2 separate regions of the Mus musculus genome follow, and region 2 is linked to region 1. A link is a loop called in an ENCODE intact Hi-C map of the cell type or tissue named here. Cell type or tissue: heart. All regions are shown on one strand. Each heading gives the region's core, and the rest is flanking DNA. Links, peaks and the distances in the headings are about the cores only.

What was found. A loop is a pair of places that touch in the nucleus more often than their neighbours do. Peaks named below come from ENCODE experiments on the same cell type or tissue, not always from the same donor. Only the 100,000 strongest peaks of a DNase experiment are listed, where the experiment ranks them.
Region 2: it touches region 1 in a loop (2.6-fold over the local background); 4 of 42 quality-filtered maps call a loop at or near these places.

What each region holds. Positions count from the first base shown.
Region 1 is chr8:40,608,595-40,611,516 of GRCm38, forward strand. It overlaps Mtmr7 (myotubularin related protein 7), which reads right to left. Exons shown (of 14, transcript NM_001040699.1): 2 at 300-422. Among named protein-coding and RNA genes, the nearest start is that of Mtmr7, 25 kb to the right of the region's middle. In heart, for the core only: a CTCF peak has its summit at 1,342 (motif pointing right); a DNase peak (open chromatin) is centred at 1,417; H3K4me3 peaks cover 539 bases; H3K27ac peaks cover 1,178 bases.
Region 2 is chr8:41,042,362-41,045,283 of GRCm38, forward strand. The region is part of intron 5 of Mtus1 (mitochondrial tumor suppressor 1); the gene reads right to left. Among named protein-coding and RNA genes, the nearest start is that of Gm16193, 9.2 kb to the right of the region's middle. In heart, for the core only: a CTCF peak has its summit at 1,367 (motif pointing left); no DNase peak of the experiment used is centred there; H3K27ac peaks cover 310 bases.

The sequences.
Region 1 (2,922 bases), core at 151-2,650:
ATGTATGAAACATTCAAACAATAACAGATGTGTGTAAAACATCCTACAAAGGACAGTTATAACACATCAGGTGCTGTCGCATGCGACACCTGGTAGGACTGAAGATCTTCCCGGCCATGCATAGGCTCCAGCAGCTTCAGCCACTGCTAGCACATTCATCCATCCCATCTTAGGGCTGTGAAGGAAATTCCTTTTCTAATACATCTCAGAAATCGCTCCCAAAAATGCCCCCAAAAGTCCACGGTCCCCATCCTGAAACCAATGAAAAACATGTAAGGCTAAAGATGCAGATGTCATACCCAGGTTTCTTTTCTTGTGTCAGGTGCATTTTCCACGAATATGACGTGAGTGGCCGTCAGATACAAAGTTCCCAGCGCTGCCTTTTTACAAGACACTCTGTCTACCAAGCGCACGTTTTCAACCTAGAGACGTTGGGTGAAAATCAAAAGAGCCAATCACAAAATATCCAGGAACCTTATATTTACTCTAAAACTTACACGGGAGAATGTCTCCAATAATTAAACCAAAATACGCCCCTTGGCTCAGCAGCAGACCATGATAATGTGTATCAAATAATAAAATACCAGTTACGAAAATGTGATTTTAAATGTGCCACAAAACATTTACGTAAGTGTTTTGGGAAGGGCAGTACACACTCTTAAGTGCTGAGCCATCTCTTTAGCTCCATGAAACACAGCTCCCTTGATCCCCTGACTGAAGTCTAATATTACAGTCTAATAATGAAGTCTAATATTTCCTTGACTTTTACACAGGTCAGTATTTTATTTCATTGTAGCTATACAACATTTTGCACATAAGTCAGCACATGCATGCATTAAAGCCTTGCATTTACATAACGACAGTGTGTGAATATGAGCTAAGTTCTATCAAAAAGAAACACTATGCTTTTCCACGCGTCTGTAAAGTGGAAGACAGGGCACGTGGATGTTTGCCTTCACATAAACGACCATAGTAAGAAATATAAAAAGGTTCATAAGGAGACCATGAAGATTGAGAACTGCTTCCATTCACTGGTGAATCCTTCTAACGATACTGGAACTCTCCTCCGAATGTTGGGTGTGTGGAAAGTATCACGTATTTGTGCATTTTGATGCAGAACAGTTTCAGGGATACTGCAGTAGGTCTGTGTCACGACACACCACAGGAAGGACAACACAACCTGTACTGGCTGTGTGGAAACAGCAGTACAATGACCTCTTTACGGAAACAGCTCCTTTTTATTTCAAGGTTTATTTTGTTTTCAGTTATGTGCGCTGGGGTGGGGGCTGTGCATCGAAGTGCAGGTGCCTTAGCAGGCAAGAAGAGGTCACTGGATATCCTGGTGCTGTGTTGGGAGCCGCCCCCACATTCGCCGTCACAAGATGGCGCTGACATCCTGTGTTCTAAGTGGTAAACAAATAATCTGCGCATGTGCCAAGAGTAATTTTCCACTACATGTACTCTGCCTTTACTCGGCCATGGGCTGCAGCCAATCAGGGAGTGATGCGTCCTAGGCGAAGGATAATTCTCCTTAAAAGGGGACGGGGTTTTCCGCCATTTTCTCTCTCTTGCTCTGCGCTCTGGCGCGCTGGCGCTCTGGCTCCTAAAGATGTAAGCAGGGGGCTTTCGTTTTTGGGCTTGGGGGCTTGCGCTCCTGCTCCTGAAGATGTAAGCAATAAAGTTTTGCCGCAGAAGATTCTGGTTTGTTGTGTTCTTCCTGGCCGGTCGTGAGAACGCGTTTAAGAGTGCTGAGGCTGCAGGAGCCTGTGAGCCACAAGACCTTGGGAAGGGTAGTACACGCCCTTAAGTGCTGAGCCATCTCTTTAGCTCCATGAAACACAGCTCCCCTGATCCCCTGAATTAAGTCTAATATTGCAGGTTTCACTTCTTCTTTGACCCACAACTATTTAATAAGCATATTTTGTCAGTTCCCTATGACTATTATTTTATTTAATTTACTAAACATTCTATTCTGAACTAACTCTAAGGACACTGTCATGAAGCAGCTATGGAAGGAAAAAATGAGGATATGTTATCTTTATAGCATTTCTTTGAGAAGGGAAACTATTTAGCTGTTTAAAGTTGTATAGCTAAAATATCTAGGGTCGGTATACGAATTAACAGTATGTAAAAATGAAATATAAATCATTTTTTTATACCCTGAGGACTAGTGAAACTGAACTTCATTCTAATACTGAACTATGGTAATATTTTACGGCGAAAGCCTTCAGTATAGACTATTTTCCCCTCAGAAATGAGAGAGTCGATGCCACTTTAGAGTATTTTTAGAAACAGAGTAGAACAGAGCGAGGAGGAGCACTTGCTGGCGGATGGGGGGAGACTTAATGGAATTATTCCCATGTCTCTTTGTTAACTTTGGATGCTGCTGCAGGAAAATTAAATTTCAAAGTTTGGCAATCACTCTGACAGGTCCCAGAGCTGTCATAAGCAATTTTGAAGCTATAGAAGACAAAAAGAAATGGAGGATAAATAAATGAGAGAGAGAGAAAAAAAACACCAAAATGACCCGTATGTTAAACAATACCAGAAATGGGTAACCAACGCGACAATTAATTTCATTCCTCAGTATACAGAGCACATGAGGACAGCCATATTCAGGGCCCACTTCACAGTCTGTGCTTAGGTAGCTGGAACAACCTCAAATGAAATAAATCCCCTCAATTCTGGCGCCACCCTGAAAACCTACTAGTTTAATAGCTGTGCCTCAGTGGTGAGCTAGCTCAAGCCTATTTAATCTCCACGGCAATGAGGCTGCTCCTATCTGAAGATGAGACCTGGGAGCCTACTTATTTCTTGGACAAAGTCATCACAACTTGCTCGCCTGTTCCAGAGACTACGGACACGCCACACAGGGGCACATACGCTGTAAGTGGCTTTTAATATATGCTAAGAAAGTGACAC
Region 2 (2,922 bases), core at 218-2,717, 430 kb after region 1:
CTAAAAACGAAAAGTTAGCCCTGTACCAGGTCTGCTGCTTCTGAGACTCGGTAAACAATATCACAAGGCAACAAACCTTACTCCATTAACAGCTCACTAGATGTTAAAAACCCATTCAGAAATCCCACACAGCATCCGAGAATCCGAGGGGACAGGAGAAGAGGAGAACTGAAGCAACTCACCCCCTTGCTCACACCCCATGCCTTGTCCTGTCAGAGGATGGCAACCCACAGAGGGTCACTGTGGGGCTGAGCGAGCACACCCACACCCAACCAACCTCCTGAATGAACACCTCCCTGCTAACAGAACCAGCAACAACAATGGAATTACTATAGCTTGATACAGTTCCTCATGCTGGGCCCCCCAAACCATAAAACTGTTTTCATTGCTACTTGATAACTGTAATTTTGCTACTGTTATGAATCTTAACATTTTCCCATGGTCTTTGGCGATCCCCGTCAGAGGGTCACACCACTGAATTAAGAGTCAAAGAAACAGACGTTCCAGCTTTGATTTCCTCTGTTAGATCACAGGTTGTTATTTTTAAAACTGTTAAAAACACCTGTCCCCAAATTCTGAATATTAAAAACAAAAAACCACAAGCTCTCCCTATGCTATCAAAATTACGGTTAAAAAGGTATCAGTGAGACTCAAAATTATAAACTGAATGAGAAATAAGATTGGTGTCACAAATAGACACACCACTGTCCACATAGTCCGATTTTGGTTTCTGGGTGGGCTCTTTTTTCAGGGGTTGGGGTTGTTTTTGTTAACAGTAAACTATTCTGTCACAAAGAAATCCACTAGCTTACACTACCCAAAGGAAGAAATAACCAATCCAGTCACCAATCAGGTACGTTTACTAAAAATTTCATTTTAACGGGCTTAAGAGAAGGCTTGGCAGGTAACAGCTAGACTTCCAGAGGACCCGTGTTCAGTTCCCAGCACCTACTTGACAGCTTACAATCATCTCCAGTCCCACCCTTTCATGCACGCATGTGATAAACAGACATGCATGTAAGCAAAACACCCACACACATAGAATAAAATAAATTTACAATTAAAAAAATAAATAAATTTAAGATAAGAAAAGTTTATTTGAACTCCACTATCATTACCTATCCCATGCACATTAAATATTAGCCGTTTTCCCTAAGTGCAGAAAGAAGCTGAAATAATGCAAATAATACCAGTGTAAAGGAAAACCAAATGTAGCTCCTGTTTGAAAAACAAAACAAAAAAACAAAAAAACAAAAAAACAACAACAACAACAAAAAACTCCTCCCAACCAACAAACTGTGCTTAGGTACAAGCTTCAAACGGCTCAGCTTCAGTTCTTTCCCAAGCATCATCTGCCCCCTGGTGGCCACCTGGCATGAGTGCAACAAAGAGGAAAGGTGTCTGCTGTTACTTTGTAACGTCCTAAGGATCAGCATAAGGCAAAGACCACAGAAAACCAGTGAAGCAAAGTTTGGTTGGTTACATAAGGAGGAGCCGTTCAAAAGGAATAGACTTTAGTTGGCTTTTGGTAGTGTTGAGTCTTTTGGTTTTGTGTTGTTGTTGTTGTTGTTGTTTGTTGTGTGTGTCATCTCTGTTCATTATAGCAAGAACACAATATCTACCCTCAACAAAATTTAAGCCTATGCTACTTACTGTTAACTATGCCGTAACTGTACGTGTTGTAACAACGTCCTGATCTTTCAAAACTGCAATCTCTCAACAGCAGCTTCCCATTTCCTGGCCAGCAGCACCAGTGCCGAGAAGCCATTACATATTACGCTGCTACGAGTCTCACAGCTTTAGATTACCAAAAGTAATCGGAGTCAGCAAGACTCCTTTCTCCCTTCTGTGCTTGTTATGTCCGTGCGATCGTGCCTGTGAGTGCCACATGTGCCACACTGTGCGTGGAGAGGCTAGGGGACGACCATCAGTTATCAGACTTTTGACATCTATTGTTTGGGATAGTCTGTCACCCTTTTGGCTGCGTCCACCAGGGTACCTTGGCCCCGAGTCTGCAGAGACTCTGCGTCTCCCCTCCCAATTTCCATCCCCCAACAGCAGATTACAGATAACCCGAAGTACCTTGTCCTATGGTTTCACAGCAAGTACCTTTACCACCCAGCCATCTCCTTGGCCCCATTTACTTTGTTTGTATCGTACTGTGACTAATATTCCATTGCATAGATACATCACATTTTCTTTACCTACAGATATGTAAGCTATTCTTACATCAGTTATGGTGAGAATGCTGCATACCTGGCAGATCAAAGCTCCTTCCACACCCTGACTCCTCTTTGGTAAGTCAGCCCTCATTGGGATATGGCTTCTAGACAGTCCCTTCATCTCGTAGGCCACCTACCATGCTACCGACGGTCACCCTGGCTAAGCAGAAGAGTTGGGGAGTCCCACATGTCCAATTTTGCTTGCCACAGGCTTCTGTATCAATCTAAGAAATCACGGACAACGACAAAGCCATGAAACGCTCCCCTTCTGCCTCTCCTCCTGAGGTTTTTGGGCTTCGAGTCTTATTTTAATTCATTTTGAGTTGTTTACTGTGTATGAGGTGAGATGAAGGCTGGAGTTCGCTGCACCCACAGACATCTAATTCTCCTCACGCTATCTCTTGGAGAGAGGACGGTTCTGCTTGGTATTTTCGTCAGTCTTGCCAGGTTCAGCGGACTGTAAGTCCACAGGTTTGTTTCTGGGCTGTCCCATTCATTGCACTGGTCTATGTATCTACCTTCATACCCATTTCAGACTGTTTTAATTACAGACTTGAAAGCAAGAATTATGGTACCATCGCCTTTGTTTTTCCGCCCACAAGATTGTTTTTGGCTACCTTGGACTCTTATTTGGTTCCCCATGAATTTCACATAGTGACTTCTCTTTCTCAGTTAAAAAAAATGCAATAAGGATGTTGAC